2 separate regions of the Homo sapiens genome follow, and region 2 is linked to region 1. Evidence: chromatin loops called from intact Hi-C (ENCODE). Cell type or tissue: GM12878. All regions are shown on one strand. Each heading gives the region's core, and the rest is flanking DNA. Links, peaks and the distances in the headings are about the cores only.

What was found. Peaks named below come from ENCODE experiments on the same cell type or tissue, not always from the same donor. Only the 100,000 strongest peaks of a DNase experiment are listed, where the experiment ranks them.
Region 2: a loop joins it to region 1, with 8 times the contacts of the local background. A loop is called at or near these places in 3 of 110 quality-filtered maps.

The regions. Positions count from the first base shown.
Region 1 is chr6:132,274,811-132,285,122 of GRCh38, reverse strand. No RefSeq gene overlaps it. Among named protein-coding and RNA genes, the nearest start is that of MOXD1, 120 kb to the left of the region's middle. In GM12878, for the core only: a CTCF peak has its summit at 5,166 (motif pointing left); a DNase peak (open chromatin) is centred at 5,322; H3K4me3 peaks cover 266 bases.
Region 2 is chr6:132,452,894-132,463,205 of GRCh38, reverse strand. It overlaps STX7 (syntaxin 7), which reads left to right. Exons shown (of 10, transcript NM_003569.3): 10 at 2,356-10,312. The coding sequence ends at 2,448. Among named protein-coding and RNA genes, the nearest start is that of STX7, 55 kb to the left of the region's middle. In GM12878, for the core only: a CTCF peak has its summit at 6,138; a DNase peak (open chromatin) is centred at 6,315.

The sequences.
Region 1 (10,312 bases), core at 1,378-9,377:
CCAACCTTGGCTGGAGCTTCGAGGGTCACTCCAGATTCCCTAAGGCTGCTCCTGCATCCCAGTGTCACTGCTAGAGTTGATGGAACTTCTAAACAACAGTTTTCCAAAGAAAGGCCACGCCTTCTGAGTTTCTACAGAAATTGTCTTTCTTACCAACTTAAGCATCATTTGAAGAATTCTGTCAGTATATACTGGGACAAAGGAGTAACAATGTTTTCTCTTGGTGGCTGGAATCAACAATATAAACTGCTGCTCTCCAATTTAGGAGCTTCATTTCCTTTAGTAGATGCTATAAAATGTGATTATATTCTAATAAAATAAAGTTTTATTTTCATCTGTCTTACAGTTATGAACAGGCTGCCACTTGTTCATAACAAAATAACCTTCATGTACTAAGTTCATATTGAATAGTGCTATATATTTTTCAATCCTTTTAACTGATTTCTGTCTTTGTATTTAAAGTGAATTTCTTTTGGGCAGTATATAGTTGGGTCTTGATTTTTTTAAAAGATAATCTGGTAACTTGTTTCTTAATAGGGGGTATTTAGACCATTTATATTTAATACAATTATTGATATTGTTGGGTTAAAATTTATAATCTTGTTTTCTATTTGTTATGTTTGTCCTTTGTTCTCTTTTCTTTCTTTTTCTGCTTTATTTTGGATTGAGTGTTATGTATAGTTCCATTTTATTTCCTTTGTTGGCTGGCTGTGACTCTTAGTAGTGATATTTTAGTGGTTGTTGACAGGTTTAGAATGTGTACCTTTAACGTATCACAGTCTACCTACAAGTGATATTTTACTGTTTTATACACAAAAACTTACAACAGTAAATCCCATTTCTTCCCTTCAGAGCTTTTTGCTATTTTTGTCGTATATTTTACTTCTTCATGTGTTATAAACCCCATGACACATATTTTTGCTTTAAGGTGTATTATCTGTAAACAAATTTAAATAATATGCAAAAGCCTTTATTTTAATCCATGCAATTAGCAACCATGTGATGATCTTCATCCCTTTGTGCATATCCAGGTTTCTGTCTGGTATCATTTTCCTTCTGCTTGTCAGACTTCCTTTAACATTTCTTGTAGTGAAAGTCCACTAGTAATACATTCTTTTGGCTTTTGTATTCTAAAAAATCTTTACTTCACCTTATTTTTGAAAAATATATTTGCCAGGTAGCAAATTCTAGACACAGTTTTTTCTTTCAGTGTTTTAAAGATGTTACTCTTTTGTATTGTTTCTGATAAAAATATTTTGTTATCATTATCTTTATTCTTTTGCATGTAATGGGTATTTTCTCTGCTTTCTATTGACCATTAGTATCAAACAATTGGATTATGATATGCTCTGTTGTAACTTTTTTCATGTTTCTTGTGCTCGAGGTTCCCAGATCTTGGTTTTATGGTTTTTCATTATATTTGGAAAATTTCAGCTATGATTTTTTTCAAATTGTTTTTCTAACCCTATCCTTCTCCTTCAGAGATTCCAATTAATACATTTGGCACCTTGACATTGTTTCATAGTTAATTGATTTTTTATTTATTTGTTTTCTTTGTCTTTTTTCTCACTGAGTTTCGTTTTGCATAGTCTTTATAGCTGCCTTTAAATTCAATCTTTTCACCAGGAAATATCCCCATCCAGCTTGTTTTTCATCAAAAGCATTGTAATTTTTATCTTTAGAAATTTTAACTGAATTTTTCAATATCGTCTGTGTTTCTCTTACCCAGGCCCAATCTTTCTGCTAGTGTCTTTAACATATGAAATATGGTTATAATAACTATTATAATGCCCTTGTCTACTAATTCGATCACCTTGACATCTTTAGGTCAGTTTCAACTGACTGACTTTTTTTCTCTCATTATGGACTCTATTTTCCTGCTTCTTTGCAAAAATTATTTGCAGTAATTTTTGACTGAATGCCAGATATTTAAAGATTTACCATGTTGGTTGCCAGATGTTTTTATATTAATATAAATATTCTTGAACTTTATTCTGGAACACTCCTAAGTTACTTGGAAAAGGTTTAATCCTCAAATCTGCTTTTATGCTTTGTTGGTGAAAATCGCAGCATTTAGTCTAGGGTTGATTGTTTCCCACTACTGAAGCAAAATTCGTCTCAGTATTCTACCTGATAAATTGTGAGATTTCCACTCTGGCTGTTGTGAACAGGCGCTAGCATTATTCCCAGCTTGTGTGACCTCCAGGCACTGTTCCCTCTAGTCCTTTCAAGTGGTTTTCTCCCTGGCTTCCGCATGAAATGATTCGTAGTCAACTGAATACTTAATGGGGAAAACTCCTGGAATTTTCTCTCCGTGCGTCTCTCTCCTCTCTCATACTCTTCCTGCAAATCCTAGCAGCCTTGACTTTCCCATAATCTCAGCTCTGTCTCCTCATTTCAGACTTCTAGGTGCCAATGTGTAGCATTCTAAATTAACATTCATGAAACTGATAAGCTTACGTGTCAAAAAGCTCATATGGCCTAATATCTGAAATGACTTGGTTTCCACTTAAATTTTTCCTCTTTTCATAAATGTAGGGAAAAGTTTATCTACCTGGTTAATGGGGTTCCTTGGGCCCATGGCAGGAATACAAAGATTCCACCCATTTGACGGGGCCTGGTTTAAAAGCAACTCTAAGACCAGGAGAATGTGCAGAGCCAAAGAAGAGCAGAAAGCCAAAGGCTAAGCCAGATTGGTCCTAGCCATAGGAAGCCGGATACCCAAGCAGAAATGGCCAGCAGATGTCCTTTTCTCAAGGAGACTGTCCCGGGCACTCTTCCTCTTCCCTGATAGCATCAGGCACTCACATTTTTCATAGGTTTCATCTCTCTGTATCCCCTCTATATTTTCTATGGCCTCTGGCCTATAAATTTTACGAAGACATCAATTACATCTATCTTGTTTATTGTCGTCTCACTCGGTCCTAACATACTACCAGGTTCAGAGAAGGTGCTCAACAGACATTTGTTGAAAAAATGCATCTCCTTCATGAATTATTAGAAGAAAAGTCAAATTGCTTCTGAGACCAATCTCATTGACCTTCTCTGTTGCATTCAACAGAATGATTGCTGCAAACTTCTTTCTGCTTCATACTTTTCTCTCCTGGTTATGTTGTCTCTCATCATTGTTTCCCAATCTTTCAGTTTTTCTCAAACCCTGTCCACTCCTTATATCTGGGCTGGCAAACTCAGTAACTGTGGTGGCCAAGAAGGTGATGTGAGCAAGCATTCTTGTTGATTTTAAGAAAATTTGAAATAAAGGAATCCTTAGCCAAATGGGAGAATACAAGTCTCAAGTAGAGGCTTCAATATATTTTTTAACTTAAACAATTCTGAGCTGGCCATAAATATGTTTTTTGCAATTCAGCAGCTTCCAGGCTTAAATGTCAGTGCTCTTCAGCATTTCATTTTCTCCTGAGGGTTCAACATTATTTGTATCTTGATAATTCCTGGCCTCCAAACTGGACTAGACATAGCAACTTGGAGTTATGCATTCATTTCAAATGTATTATATCCCCAACAGAACTCATCTTACTCTATAATTCTTTGTTCTTATCTATTTCCTGCTTTAGTGAATTGGCACCACAGTGTTCTCATTCACATAGCCATAAACTTGGAATTATCATAGATTTCATTCATTTATCCAGTCCTCACAATCTATCTGTCCCTGTGTCTTAAATGCTTCCTGCCATACTCACTGTTAGAGGTTTAACTCAAGTTCTTCTTATCTCTCATCTGTTCTTTTACCGTATTTTCCATTTCAGTGACCCCAAAACCTGGAAGTGAGGGAGAATTACCTGGCGTATTTTGTAAAAATAAATATTCCCAGTCCCCACCTCATACCCATTGAAGCATGAGAGTAGAGGATGAACCTAGAGCATTCCCAAATGATTAACTAACCAATGTGGTGGGTTTTTAAAGATACTCATCAGCCGGGCATGGTGGCAGGCACCTGCAGTCCCAGTTACTTGGGAGGCTGAGGCAGGAGAATGGCGTGAACCCAGGAGGCAGAGCTTGCAGTGAGCCAAGATCGCACCACTGCACTCCAGCCTGGGCAACAGAGTGAGACTCCGTCTCAAAAAAAAAAAAAAGATACTCATCAGTAGTCTGTTTTGTTTGTTTGTTTGTTTGTTTGTTTTTGAGATGGAGTTTCACTCTTGTTGTCCAGGCTGGAGTGCAGTGGCATAATCTCGGCTCACTGCAACCTCCGCCTCCCGGGTTCAAGTGATTCTCCTGCCTCAGCCTCCCAAGTAGCTGGGATTACAGGGGCATGCCACCATGCCTGGCTAATTTCTGCATTTTTAGTAGAGACAGGGTTTTGCCATGTTGCCCAGGCTGGTCTTGAACTCTTGATGTCAGGTGATCCACCCACCTGGGCCTCCCAAAGCGCTGGGATTACAGTCATGAGCCACCGCGCCCAGCCCTCATCAGTAGTTTTATTGTGACATCGTATCAGTATGCATTCCTTACATAAGCCCACTGACGCCCAGGCTGCTCTCTTCTTTTGTCTTTCTAGAAAGTGCAGCACTCTAATGTGACAAAGAGAGACCGCGGCTCCAGTTTCTGCAGTACAGCCCAGAAATGTCTCAAGCTCACGAGACTGTACAAGTCAAAATGCAAATTGAGAGCCAGTATTATGAGTTAGAAAATTATCCAGCTAAGCTCTTCATAATTGAAAACCTAACTGCAACATGAGTAATACAATTATATTCCTTAAAAATTTATCTTTTTCATGGCTTGGACAGGTGGATTGTTATGGATGGATTGCTTAAAATAAAGCTTTCCTTTAGTTTTGCTGAGAGAATTTTAACCTAGTAGTGGAAACAAGTGACAAGGTGCAGCTGAGAATTCTCTACATTGAATGGAGACTCTGCTCAGGGACCGGTGAAAATCCCCCAGATACAAAGAAAATAGCTCTCTGTTTCGTTGAACCAACACTTGATCATCTCTAACAGGAAAACATTCTCTAAAAGAAGAAAATTTTTATAAGTAGAGGGAAAAAAAGAAAACTAAGCTGTTACAAAATTTCTCCATAAAGCTTCTGCTTATGTAAAATATATATATATATATACTTTCAAAGTGACAGTGCTGATTGTCAACTCCAGGTTTTGGGACCGAAGTTGTCTGCGGGTTCCCTGCGGCAGCGCAGCTATAATTGATGAAGAGGCGCCACCGTGTGGCATGGACGAAAAATGACTCGAAGTGGTGACAAACCAGTAAATAGTTGTCACCTTTGTTTTCTTGCCTTTGGAACTATTGAACTCATTACGACTTCCCCGTTTCATCTCCATCCAAATGCAATAGATGCTTGGTGTAAACATTCCTTTTTCAGCCCCTGGAATCTTCTGGGATAAGACAGGACACAGAGCTGTTTCTCAAAGTGAGAATGTTTGCTTCTTTCGGAGTGAATTAGGAGCACAGTGCCCTCTTCTGGTAGATCTGGCACTTTGCAAAGAGAGTCGTAAATTCTTTCCTAAAACAACCCAAAGTAAGACTTAAAAGAAGGACTTCAATATTGCCATATGGTTGGGTGGACATTTGAAGATCTGCATAGGAATCTCAAATGCAATACTAATGGGATTTACTATTATTATTACATAATAAAGACAAGAAATGTTATCTTACTACAGCTTTTTAAAGGAAATTTGTTAGGAAGTATTGCTTTTGGACCCAAACAGTGTTTCCTTCACAGTGTCTTGTGTACATTCGTGGAATATATTGAAAAAAGTGACATGGCCACATATTTCTATTCACTTCAAACTGAAACAACTAAACAAACAATAAAATGCACCCAAATTCATTATTCATGTCCATTTGTAAGAAACGCTGCTAAATTAAAATTTTCAGTCTCAAGAAACTGAATGCTTGGCAAGTGTCTGGCATAATGGAAACACATTGGCACCATTGATTTTTTAAATAAATAGGAAGCTTCGCATTATATTATCTGTCTTCAAGAATTCAGATATGGTCCTTCTCATGAAATAGATGGGTTAGGCAATGAAAGCTGCGCACATTAATTTCTATATTTTAAGTATGCTTAAAGGAAGTTTATTACACTAGAAGGTAAAGCCCTTGTTTTCCAGGAATGCACTGACTACTGACTAAAGAAGCAGACAACTACCTACTATATTTTATTTTTTAAAAAATGAATCAGATTGTTCAACAAAGTGAATTTATCTAATAATAAACTACATGTTAATTTAGTTTTCCCCAAAGGAGATATACTTCTATGGCTAATTTTGTTATTTTCTCAACTTTTACAATAAAGAGAGTATAAATGAAAATGTAACTAATATAAAATTGTTTGCATGTTATGGCCATCCTATGACGCTTATTCCTGCCTTCTGAATAGTTATATAAGGTAGAATTTTGAGATCATAAGACATCCAGAGATGAGAAGTTTCCTTTTTCATTTAATTACCTTAGTACACAATCTTCAGAACAAAGTAGGTGACATTGACTTCTACACTAGGGGACTGCTGTTAGCCATTCTGCAGTGTTCTGGGAGCTATTTAGGACCTGGAAACTGGCAGACCAATTCTGGGAGGATCAGATTCTGCAAGACAAAATACACATAGGAAATTGCTAGAAGAGAGGGTTTTGAATGTTCCCAACACAAAGAAATGATAAATATTTGAGGGGATGGAGTGCTAATTACCCTGATTTTTATCATTACACATTGTATACATGTATCAAAATATCACGCTATACTCTATAAATATGTAAAATTATTATATGCCAATTAAAAATAACAGTTAAAAATTACCCATAGGATTTTGCTTCCTCAAGTTGAGGACTCTGAGGTTGAATTTAAGGCACACCTCACATAAGAATAATTTAACTTAGGGCCATGCATGGTGTCTCACACCTGTAATCCCGGAAGTTTGGGAGTCTGAGCTGGGTGGATCAACTGAGGTCAGGAGTTGGAGACCAGCCTGGCCAACATGGTGCCCAGTTTCTACCAAAAAAATTCAAAAAATTAGCCGAGCACAGTGGTGCACGCCTGTAGTCCCAGCTACTTGGGAGGCTGATGCAGGAGAATTACTTGAACCTGGGAGACAGCGGTTGCAGTGAGCTGAGATTGTGCCACTGCACTCCAACCTGGGTGACAAAGCAAGACTGTCTCCCCACAGGCCACCCCCCGCCCCCCAAAAAAGAATACTTTAATTCAGAAAGAATAAAGCATGCCAAGAGTTAAATTTGCCCTTTTCCACAGAACAGATGGTGCCTGTTTCTGGGACACAAAGCCAGACAAGAGTTTCTTAATGTGTTTTTCTCTTTGGTTTTAATTTGAAGGTTCTAGAAAGATGGTAGTTTGAAACTTTCTCCCACACTGGTCAGGTTTAATACCTGACTTTCCATTATTCCTTTCATGCAGTGAATCTGATACTCTCCTATAAGCTCAGCATATTCCAGGTACTTAGAGAACGGTAGAGCAAGGGGAGGAAATATTCAATCTGTTTTTCAAGATTTATAGTCTGGTCAAAGCAATGTCTCCATATAAGAAGCAATGAGGCACAGTAAAAAATGAAATACATTGGCTGTCCTGCAAGCCAGGGGAAGGAATGGAGTTCTACCCAGTGAGTGTTTTCCAAGGCCACACTTTTCACGTCCATTTTCTCTTTCAACCCTGAAAAGTCTGTAAGGAATTTCCAGACATACAAGTGTATGATGTGAAAGGTCACATACCAGTCAGGCAGAGAATCTGGAATAATAATAACAAAGATTCTAATGATATAATGCAATAGGGTTTGGCTGTGTCCCCACCCAAATCTCACCTTGAATTGTAATAATTCACATGTGTCAAGGGCAGGGCCAGGTGGAGATAACTGAATCATGGGGGCAGTTTCCCCCATACTGTTCTCATGGTGATGAATAAGTCTCATGAGTTCTGATGGTTTTATAAATGGGAGTTCCCCTGCACAAGCTTTTTCCTACTGCCACGTAAGACGTGGCTTTGCTCCTCCTTGCCTTCCACCATGATTGTGAGGCCTCCCCAGCCATGTGGAAGTGTGAGTCCATTAAACCTCTTTCCTTTATAAGTTGCCCAGTCTTGGGTATGTCTTTATTAGCAGCATGAGAACAGACTAATACATTGTGATAATAACTAGGAGACAGACTTTATTGAGGTTAATTTACATGACATTTACTATACTATATAACCATCCTATGAGGTAGGTACAATTATTTTTAATGTTGTAGATGAGAACACTGAAGTTTAGTGAGATTAGAAAATTTCTCTTTATTCCTTCCTCCAAAATAATAAAGAATACTCAGTGAGGATTTAGACTCTGTTCCATCTGAGCATTAGATCCATGTTCTTGGGTCTCTGCTAGGATGCTCTCTTGTCTGGACACTGAAGCCCACAAGTCAGACACTACTGCACCATCTTCAACATTTCTTCTCCGACAGCATGAACCATTATGCCAATAAGAGTTCGGGGGAAATCCTAGAGGCTGAAAAGTTATTTGGATCAAGACACAATATCTTCAGGTGCTTTCTGTTCCAAACCAAATATCTCTCAAAGGTTTAATTCTTTAGCTAGTGTTTCCCACTGGTCACCAGAAAAGAGATCCCTGGCCAAATAAAGTTTGCAACATTGCAACAGTTCAGCAACATTAAAAAGACGGTGTTATTTGTTGTTTTTAATTTTAGGAATTTTCAGTATCATTAAATAGTGATAGCACTATAAACTGTAATACTACTTAATTGTAATACTACTACTTAATTCTAATACTACTTGTTAACATTTGTTGCACATATGTGATACAGCAGGCATTTTGCAAAACATTTAATATAGGGCACCTAATTTAGTGCTCACAAAAATAATAAGAGGAAGAAACTGTTATTAGCCCCCATGTTATGAATGAGAAAATGGAGGCAGAGAAGTTAAGTAGCTTGTCCAGGGGAAGAACTACCTGTGATCATTATAAATCTCCATATGGCCTGGTGTAAGCTTCAGTTCACAGTTCAAATTTCCCAAGCATATTTGAATTTTGAACCCTATTTGCTACAGTGAATCATGAGATTAGTTTCTTCAGGAGATACTTCGATAAATGCCACTGTTAACAAGTAATACTAATATCGAGAAGCACCCTGTTGCCAGCCCAGTACTGAATGCCTTGAATAGAATATTTAATTACTCCTGGGATAAGAGTATAATCTTTTTTAGGATGAAAAAACAAAGTCTCAAAGCAGGTAAGAGATTTGCCCAAGATTAGGAGGCAAGTGAGGAACAGCGCTCCCCAGGCTGTGCCTCTGAGCCCATGTCACTTTCTCTCCTGCCACATCGCTCTACCGGCAGCCATATTGTTGTGCTTTGGCCCAACTTCCTGCTTTCTAGGAAGCGGAATATTGATTTGAAGAGATCCAGAAAGAGACTAGAGCCCTGGAGAGGAAGGATCACAGAGCATGGGAATGTTTTGTCAGCAGAAGGCAAGACTCTCTGTGGGTCTGCATGGGACACAGGAGAGAGGCTGGTAATGGAGAGGGGAGGGCACCAGGGCCAGTCTTGACCAGACGGCAGGAAATCACCTCAGGCCAAAGGGATTGTGGGTGAGGGGAGGAGATCCAAAGTGAAAAGTTTGTGCTGGGGCTTGGAGTCAGCCTGGGGTAAGTGAGGAAATTCCTTAGAGGTCTAACATGACTTTAACAACCTCTCTGAGGAGACCAAATGCCATTCTTAGGGAGCCTGCAGGACCGCAACTGCTATCCCGTGGGGCAAACTTCCTGCCTGCCGGCCCCAGCTGCACCAGGCTGTGTGGGAGAGGGGGTGCCTCTGAACTGGTCTCAGAGGATCCGGCTCCTTCACTGCGTTCTCCCTGAAGAAAGCTTATTGGAAAGGAAGGCACCTTTGTCCTAGAAGGGCAATATTAGGAGGACCTATAGATAACAGACACAAACACTGGGAGGCTTTATTTCCGTGTTAGCTTTCCTAGGACTCAGGGTGCAAACACCAGATAGCTAGCGCCCGTAGAGGAAAAATTCACAAAAAGAACCTTTCTATTTGTGGTTCACACCTGGAATTACTGGAGTAAAAAGCTCTGTTCACTGAAATTTCCACTATTGGCTCATTACTAATGAGTTACACATTTAAGACACAACACGTATAAATCCTTCAAGATGCCAAAGACAACTTGCCCCAGGGATAGCAAGGAAAGCAGTGTGCTGAGGAAGGAACGGGGAGCTCTGCTGACGGTGTTACCTCCCTAGCCAGGACTTGAGGAACTTCAGTTAATTTTAGCACATTTGCTAGTAGGAAACACTGTGTGTCGGGGGCACCTCTCCTGTCCAGGCTGGAATGTGGCTCCGG
Region 2 (10,312 bases), core at 1,599-9,598, 180 kb before region 1:
CACAGAGTCTGGCTCCGATGCCCAGGCTGGAGTGCAGTGGTGTCATCTTGCCTCACTGCAACCTCTGCCTCCTGGCTGAAGACATTCTCTTGCCTCAGCCTCCCGAATAGTGTGTACCCCCACGCCTGGCTAATTTTTGTATTTTTTGTAGAGATAGAGTTTTGCTGTGTTGCCCAGGCTGGTCTGGAACTCCTGGGCTCAAGCGATCCACCCATCTCAGTCTCCCAAAGTGCTGAGATTACAGATGGGAGCCACCATGCCCAGCCGCTGTTAACTTCTTATAAAATATCTAAGATATTGTCACCTTCTCAGACATTTTCAATTGCTTTTTGTTTTTCTCACTAACCTTAGAAGTTGCCTTTATTTCACAGTCCATCTTTTACTGGACAAATTACTGCATATTCAGTGATAAGTAAATAATAATGAAGCTATGGAGATTGCTGAGTTATAACCAGTTGTATTCACTGACAGTCACTCCTGTTTATTATCTTTGTCCATGTCATTCAGATATGCAGCTCAGTGAAATTAATATCACTATATCACTGTGTCATGGACTTTAGGTATCCCTCACGAATAATTGAAAACACACACACACACACACACACACACACACACACACACACCCCTGCAAATGCCAGAAGTCTTCTGGAGCTGTTAGCATATAACTGCTGAAACTTAACAGGATCCATCAGTGACTAGGTTCACATGGTATTTTATTTTGCTTTTGGATTTGGGGGAAATGTGGATATTCTGCCAAGTTTTACTCTTCCTCTTCCTTGTGGAAGGCCAAGCCTACAGGAAAAAGCACATGTCCCAAGCTACACCCCAGGACTGGAAGCTGCCCCTAGGCTTAATTCCCCCAGCTCCCGAAGCGGGACGAGATGGCCATGCAGCACAAGTGCTGAGAAAAGAGGCAGCTTTCCAATAGTTCTGTTTGGAAGCCTTGATATGTTTGGGTGAACCCTAAGAATAAGGAAGGTGAGAAATTCAAGTTCACTTATCACCACATTGCCCCAGGGTCTCATTACCCCACGCTAGGGGGAGTACCCCAGGCAACAAACACACCATTGTGGGATACCCGTGATGACTCACAGGTACATTACATGTGTGTTTGTGGTAACCAACTGGAGTCTGGGAAAAATATTTATGCATGGTATTGAAATTTTAGAGAAATTGTGTTTGATACGTAAGGAGTATTCACTGGAAAAATTAGATGAATATGTGGAATATTCAAACTATTTATGGTTTTCAGTGTAATTTCAGACTCAGAAATGTATCTTTTTATAAATATTTTGGTACTTCTACTTGACACAAAGTAAATTTACAAATTTTTCTACTTTGTAAGAAAAAGGATTCCTGCATGTTGATGTGAGGTACAAACGCCATTAAAGAAATCTACAACTGAACCAGGAATGAAGAACGGAACAAAATTCTTAACCATTCGGTTTTCAATGACAGCATTATGATTTTGTTTGCTCTGTGGTTTTGTTTGTTGAGATTTTGAATGTAGTTTCCCATTAATATTAAAGAATGAGAATGATTTTGGAAACTCATTCCAAAATCATTGTATTTTGGAAACAAGAAATATGTGTGAGGGGCTGGGCGTGGTGGCTCACGCCTGTAATCCCAGCACTGTGGGAGGCCGAAGTGGGCAGATCATGAGGTGAGGAGAATGGGACCATCCTGGCCAACATGGTGAAACTCCGTCTCTACTAAAAATACAAAAAAAAAATTAGCTGGGTGTGGTGGCACGCGCCTGTAATCCCAGCTACTTGGGAGGCTGAGGCAGGAGAATCTCTTGAACCTGGTAGGTAGAGATTGCAGTGAGCCAAGATTGTGCCACTGCACTCCAGCCTGGGTGACAGAGCAAGACTCCATCTCAAAAAAAAAAGAAAAGAAATATATGTGAAGAAAAGTTGCCAATTTGTACTTACTGATATCTTCAGAGAACTCATTTTTAAGAAAAACTTTAATAAAAGGTAAAGAATGTTTAAGCTCGTAAGCTGTTCTTTATTTTTATTCATAGGTAACCTCAGTCTCTTGTTTAAGTCAGTAACTTATTTAGTGGTGTCTTCTTTCTTAAGGTCAGCCACACCCTTAGAAAAATTACCAATGAAAGTTGAAAAATTGCTCCCTTAATTGTAGCATTAGTTCAAGAATTTTTTTGAAAGAATAGTGCCATATGTATTAAAGAGATTTTTGAGGAACAAAAAAACACAGTCAAAAATTTGAGGGCAATATACTACTACTGATTTTACTCTAGAAATGAACCAAATTATTTTTAGTTGCTGTAGAGGTACTCCACTAAATCTGTAAACATGTTTTTTTGTTTTGTTTTGTTTTTTGCGTCTGCAGCGCAAATCCAGAAAAACCCTGTGCATCATCATTCTTATCCTTGTCATTGGAGTTGCGATTATCAGTCTCATCATATGGGGATTGAACCACTGAAGTTATAAAGGAGCACACTGTCGCACTACATTGTCTAAATTATGTAGGAAGATTCCTGTAATCATGTTTTTTTAATTATTATTTTAAAGCTATTGTATAAAGGATGGTTCCCATACTTTGTTATTTTTATTGGGGGGGTTGGGGTGGTTCCTTTGGATTAAATCTGATATTTTCTAATACTGAAAGATTTTCTAAATGTCACTGCTGACATAACTCCCTTGGTCTTCAATTTAATAGTTGTTAAGTTTTTGCCCACATTGCATATGCCTTTCATTTATAATTTATTTACCCTGCTTGACTTAGTTTTGGGAATTCGTAAATTTAAAGGTGTGTGTATTCTGTTTGCATCTCCCTGTCACTGTGACACACCTAGATGTGTGTTACTTCAATTAAAATTCTCAAATTTAATTTTGATTTGCTTCAGCAGGGAAAATATTCTCAATAATGTAAAATAATTAAGGTCTATACATGGGTTGTATTTTTCTGGTTCACAACAGCACAAAGTGTCTTTCATTTTTTTGTTGGTTTTCTTTTAAGATCTTTTTTACCCTGAAGTCGGTGAATACTTTTCTAGTTTATTTGATACTCTTTCTGTGTATATATTAAGCTTTTGCTGTAGATTGCCTAGTAAAATTACTAAGGATAGGTTGTTTTTACATATGGTCTATTTAAGTCTGATGTTTACGGGGGAAAGTGTAGTTACTAAAAATGTTTAACATAATTTGGAAGAAGAGTATGAACAACCAATACCAATACCTATTGCGTTTGGATTCTTAAGACCCCAGTTTGTTATTCCACTAAACTAGTTATCTTAACCATATCATCTGGTTTTGTGGGCCATTATTTACCTTCCCTTATGTCTTATAGAATAATGGTTAATATTTTTAGGTCAAAATTACTTTTGGAAAGTAACTTTCCCACAATTAACTGTTTTTGAGCACCTGACAAAATTTAGTGTTTACCTTGCGTGCCATTTTGTGTCATCCTTCATTAAAAAAGCAATTGGAGGTTTGCCAGTTATCTCACTTCCCTTTTTAAATCAATGTTGTTTTAATGCACTAATCTGAATTCTGTAAAGAGGATTATCTTAGTTTATACTTTGTATTTTATAATGTTCTTGTATAGCAGCTCGGTACTGAAGGCGGTGTTTAACTTGGCAAGCTCTGAGACTTCAAATGGGAACAAATAGTAAGTAGCTAAGTAAACCACATCTTTGCAACCAAAATAAAGATGAGTTAAAAGGTATCTGGTTAGGCCTATTTCATGAGGACTATGCTCTGGTGGGACCACAGGTCACCTGATACTTAGTGCTGTGCTGCCTGAAACCTCAGCATGGAGACATCACCACATGCACTGTGGCCATTCAGCATCTTTCTGGAGCACCAGTTCACTCCAGGTTTTTATTTTAGGGTGTCATCGATTTTACCTACTTTGTCAGACTGGTAGAAGTTGCTTTGCATATCAGAAAAACTCCATTTTTTTCCACAAAAGGGATTACAGAAAACTCTTTTGTGAGTGAGTGATTGGAACTTAGAGACTCCTGTTGCCAGAATCAGACTGCCCTAGAACAGAATGGACAATGCAGGGAGGAGAATTCACACAAACAGCACCTGTTCTGAGGCCTGTGCCAGCCCACCAGGCCTGCTCAAATGTGGTCTTTACTTCAAGTGCACAGAGGCACATGAGGTTTCTGGTGATAAACCAGCGTCTTACCGCTGTTTTAAAGTCCCATCCCCATGGCTTTCACAATCAGTTCCGTTTTTTTTGCTGTACTTGATAAAATGTTTATTCTCATACAGGTCAAGTACATTTACTTCTATTCACAGTGAGTACCCAATAACAACAAAAGCGCTTACAAATTTGGGGGGCGTGATTTTAGTACCTTTATTTGAAGTGTAATCATTTTAAATTATTATTATTTTAACTGGGGCAGTTATCAGTGGTTTAAACAGGAACTTTAGTGGCTTCAATTTGTTTAAGAAACATATTAAGTTTGAGGGAAAAATTTCCCATGAAATATTTGGAACGTAAGAGTAGTATTGATTAGAGAAAATTAAATAAGAAACATAGTATGGTAGCCAAATTTTTTAAAAAATCTTGAACTTTTCTGTAGGTCAGTTTTAGAACTGCTGTGAAAAGTGAAGGTTGCCCTGTGGAGATTAAAATTAGAGTTGTTTTCATAACTGACAGCATGGTGAATCCATTTGAGTCAAAGTGAAGAATTTCCTCATCAAGTGACTATACATTTGTTTTTGTGTGCTCAAAAGAAATACTCAAACACAGACTGATATTAACCAGCCAGGTAAATTGAACGACAATGTGGCATTAGGTATTTGGCTGTTTATTGGTCGTTAAATACTATGGTTTTGCAATATGATTGATGGTAAAAGAGTGATGTCATATTGATACTAGAGTAGCTTGTTTTTTTAGTAGGTGTGGGACCATCTCTTTTACAAGTGCAACTCAGTCTAGGACAGCCATGGATGCAGTGTCTGGAGTTGGACCCTCTGAGCCCGCTGGCTGCCCCAGTAGCATCTGCATTGGTGACCAAGGACACTGCACTTTGAAGAGGTCGCCACTGGGTTATTTAGTGTCTTCACTGCTTTTGTTAAAAATTGTAAAATTTTGTACACAAAAAGTTGTGTTTTTGAATATCAATTGTTTAGACACACCTACAATGATAAATAAGTGCCTTTAAAGGCCCCTCTTTCCATGAAATACATCTGTGGTTTAGCAAGGAAAGTACAAAATAGTTTATGTAGTTGGTATAATTTTTATTTGTGTCTTCATGTAGAAAAAATGAATGTCATAATAAAATATAAAACTTACGTAAAGAAAATAAAGTCATTGTCCACCTTAATAGCTAAGGTCCACAAGGGTAACTTATGCAGCATTTATTTTTTTTGAAAGTCAAAATTGAATTTATTTCTTTCACATGGCTGGTTTGCTGCAATATGAAGTTTCAGAATGGGCTGAAGTAAGTTGATTGAGGGATTTGAGTTGAATGACATTTTCAAGTTCATTTAAATATGATAAAAATTCATTGGTGGTAAATAACATCTGTCTTTCCTGGAAAAAAAAAAGTTGTGTATTTTCATGATTCAGTTAAAACAAAAAATGAGCCTGTGAATCCCAGGCCTTTTTAGTCCTCCATAACATTTGAACAGTTTGACTTGTCAGCAAAGAAATACACTTATCAAATTTTAAACCAATGGGAGCCTGAAAGTGTTACAGTGTACTGCTTCTTTGACAAAATTCTGTTTAACAACTACCCTAACATAATTTATAAATCAATTAAGATAAAACCATTTTTTTCTGAGTATTTAGGAATTTGTGTCCTCAAAATACTGTGACATGAAAGATAGGAAAGAAATTACCTGGTTGCCAGACATGCACGATTATCTTTCCTCATTTCAGCTGGATTTTCCAAAGTCAGTAGATTGGATAAAGCAGCATCTCATTCACTGAGGTCACAAGATAGGTAGGAAACTTCTTTAATGTGAATTTTGCATATTTTAACAATTCAGTTAGAAAAACAGAAACCACTTGATGGATTATAAGTGTAAAGTGTTTTAACATAGGGAATTAGACATCAAAAGGGTGGGTGAGGAAGGTGTCTGCGGCCCCAAAGTGGGTGGATCTCAGGAGCTGGCCCAGGCACTGCTGTGACTCTTGAGAACATCCAGAAGGCTGTGCTGTTGGCGTGCAGCACTGACAGTGTGTCTCAGGGAGCTGTCCCCAGCTGTCAGCTGTTAATAGCTCCAAAGCCAGTGCCTTGCAAGAGATTTTGAAACTGCTGTGAAACTCATGTCCTCTGCCCGCCTACACTTCTGTCTGCAGTGGCCTCTGAGGAAAGATGGTCTCTCCTTTTCTCATGGTCAACTCTCAACTTAGAACCAGAGACAGAAGGAGTTTGTGGGAAGTGTGGTTTCTGGTCTACCTGCACTGCAGAGGACATTCTAGAAAGAGAAGTGAGTTGACAGTCTAGCATAATTGTGAAACAAACACTGAGATGTACAGTTCAAACCACGTGAAGTGGAAGCCTCAGAATTTTCCTCACTTTCATTAAAGATTCTTTGATGGAAAAATTTAGAAGCATTGGCTCTAGATGGTAAGCAAGTCATTTTTTTCCAACCAAAATAAAAAATACATATACTAAGCTTCTGGGGCCCCAGGACTTAACACAGTTTCCTTCCTTCCTTCCCTTCTTCCTTCCCTCCCGTAGTAGTTGCTTAATAAATACTTAATTTGGCACTTATTTGGGGCCGGCTTTTTGCCAGGCTACTACATGCCTGGGCATAGTGTTCTAAGAGTGAACCAAAAGAATAAGCTTCCTGCCCTCAGGGAGTTTATGTTTTGTTATTTGGCATATAAAAAGAACTTGGTGTGTTAAAAGAAGGGAAATAGCTGTGTGAAAGGAATGAGGCAAGGAAGAAAGGGAATGTCTAAATATAAATCTCCGTTTGGACCAGCCTCCTGTTTATCCAGTTTTCCTTACTAAGTAACTGAATTTCATTTTCTTTTCTTAATTGACAGACTACCAGAAAATTGCTAGTTTTCTAAAGAGAAACTACTGATTTGAGTGATGATCTGTGTGTAATGGCTCCAAAAAGGAGCCGTTCTCTTGGTGGCAGCAGTTGGATTCAGAGCTTGGGCATCCTGATCATCAGGACAGACATTTACAGGATATGTATAGAATTACTGCCCCAAATAGAGGGCAAAGCACTAGACAGAAGGGTGAGATCCAAGGGGAATTTGGAATCTATATTTCATCAGAATGCACTCAAAGCAAAAACAGTAAGTATGCTCCATATAAAGAAATGTTTCTTAAAATGTTTTTAATTTAACCCTACCCATCCCTTGGCAAATCTTTTTCTTTTAAATCAAATAGGAATAAAGAAGAAAATCTTCCTATTGGCCCATTTTCTCATTATTCAAATACCATATCAATACACCAATTTTAATTCTTTGTTTTTGTAATCATTTGGTTAACATGAATATTATGTAATATTTTTCTCCAAATAATCCTAATTTTAAATGCAGAAATAGAGCTAAATAACACACTAAATAGGTTTTTGTAGACACTGTAGCTTCTGGCAAGTTTTTAAGAGGTTGGTCACTTAATTGCTTAGAGTGGGATTCCCGTAGGTTTTGTGTAGTGATGGCATTTATGCTTAAAATGTAAGTGGTGGAAGGCAAAACCAGATTTCCTGTCCAGTCGTTACACGCACAACACCTCTACTTGTTGACGAGGGAGTTTTCTAGAACTGAATTGAATCTTTAAATAAACTTGAAAGGGCATTAATTCCCACTTTGGCCAACCCAAAGTACAAATTTTTAAGTGTTTACTGTAAGTATCGTTAGGCAGTAGTTACTAACTCCAACACCTAATAGCATTGGTAGAAAGCTTATAAATGCAGTTATTTAGCCTCGACTAAGATTTTTCTGATACCTAGTTTCACTTTTTAATGCCCTCTGAAAGTTTTTTGATCAGTTGTTTAATGGGAGATCTGAAATGTTAAACTCAGACCAGAAAGAAGAGAACCTGTTTTCTAGAAATTAGGTTTTTAATCCAAGTAAGATGCAAGCTTTTGCTTTTTTAATAACTTGTATAGCTAAAAACTTGACGGTGAAAAGCTCTCAGATCAAAGCTGATCCTTCTGTCAGTAATGATTCTAAAAATAAGCAAGATTTTAATGGGGAATATATTTTATTTCATTCTTATCTCAAACCTAGGTACTGTGGTCGTTTTGAGTTCATTTCGAGGCATTTTCAATGTGCCTCAGGCCACATCCAACCTCTTCCCAGGGCCAGATTTAATGTTCAGCCTCATAAAGGTTATCATAGTTTTAACATTTAAGTACTATTTTGCAGTGGGTATATACCAAAATTTGCTAATAGTAAGATAACCTTAGTTATATATCATTCACGTTAGTTCTATCTTGGAGGCAATAAACATTTCTTGTTCAAGAAATTCATGTTCTATCTTGGAGGCAATAAACAAACATTTTTTGTTCAAAATTAGGGCTACCCTATTGTCCTTATGTCTTTTCCTGATCTGTGGTCAAACATTTTTCTTAGTCATTTAGAAATTTTCTATGTTGTTTTAAATTTTCTTTAAATCTAGAATGGAGTATGTGACCAATACTTTCCTTTGGAATGGTATGGACATTTGAAATAGAGCCCATTCTTTATAAAGTATAAAATATGTTTAATGCTAGTATTTTTAACTAAACTTTTGAGAAACTAGATTCACATGCTGTTGTAAGAAATAATACAGAGACCTCTTTCGTGTACCTTTCACTTTGTTTCCCACACAGTGAACATCTTTCAAAACTGTCATACAATATCATACCCAGGATACTGACACTGGTATAGCTAAGATAGAGAACGTTTCCACACAGAACTTTTTCTAGCACAGGGATCCCTCATCTTGCTTTTGATGACCATACCCACTTCACTCCCATCCCTACTCCCTTCTTAACCCTTGGCAACCATAATCTGTTCTCCATTTTTATAGTTTTTTTTTTTTTCATTTCAATAAAGCTGTATAACTGGAATCATAATAATATGTAACCTTTTGGGATTGGCTTTTTTTCATTTAGCATGATTTTCTGGAGGTTAATCCAGCTTATTATGTGTATCAAGTCTATTGACAGGTACTTTTTAGTGTGAATAGAATCCCATAGTATAGATGTACCACAGTTTGTTTAACTGTTCACCTGCTGAGAGACATTGGGCCAGTTTTTGGCTACTATAAATAAAGTTGCTATAAACATTTGTGTACAAGTTTTTGTGTGAACATAATCTAGTTTTCTGGGTCAAATGCCCAGCAGTTATATAGTAGTTGGGTCATATAGTAGTTGAATGTTTAGTTTTTAAGAAATTGCCAAACTTATACCAAGTAGCTGTACTATTTTATATACCCACCAGTGGTGTATGAGTGATCTAGTTGCTTCATGTCCTTTTCAGCATTTGGTGGTGTCTCTTTTTTATTTTAGTCATTCTGATAAGTGTATAGTGACAGCTCATTGCAGTTTTGATTTACCATTTTCCCTTCGCTAATGGCAATGATGTTGAGCATCTTTGTTTCATATGCTTATTTGCCACCTGTATCTCTTCTTTAGTGACATGTTTCTTCATGTCTTTTCTAATTGGATTTTTTTTCTGTTGAGTTTTGAGGGCTTTTAAATAATGTGTGTGTGTGCCTCTGTGTGTGTGTGTGTGTATTTTTTTCTAGATACTAGTCCTTTGTTGGATGTGTGATTTGCAAATATTTCCTCCCAGTCAGTAGCATGTCTTTTCATTTCTCTTTTCTGGGCCTTTCACAGAGCAGAAGTGTTTAATTTTGATGAAGTCCACTCTATCCATTTTTCTTTTTATGGATCATGCTTCTGGTATCAAGAACTTTGCCTCTCTCCTTAGATCCCCCAAATTTTCTCTTTTATGTTGTTTTCTAAAAGTATTATAGTTTACGTTTTACTTTTAAGTCTATATTCCATTTTCAGTTAATTTTGTATAAAATGTGAGACTTAGGTCTGGGTTCATTTTTTTTGTTGTTGCCTATGGATATTCAATTACTCCAACATGATATTTGTCGAAAAGGCTCTTTTTTGTCCATTGAATTGTTTTTGCACCTCTGTCAAAAATCAGTTGAGCAAAAATGAGTTAATGAGAAATCAGTTGGGCACATTCGTGTGGGTCTATATCTGGGTTTTCTATTCTTTTCCATTAGACTATGTGTCTATACCTCCACCAACACCAAAATCTTGATTACTGTAGTAAGTCTTGAAATCAAATAGGCTGGTTTATTCCACTTTCTTTTTCAAAATTGTTTTAGCCACTTAGTTCCTTTGTCTTCCCG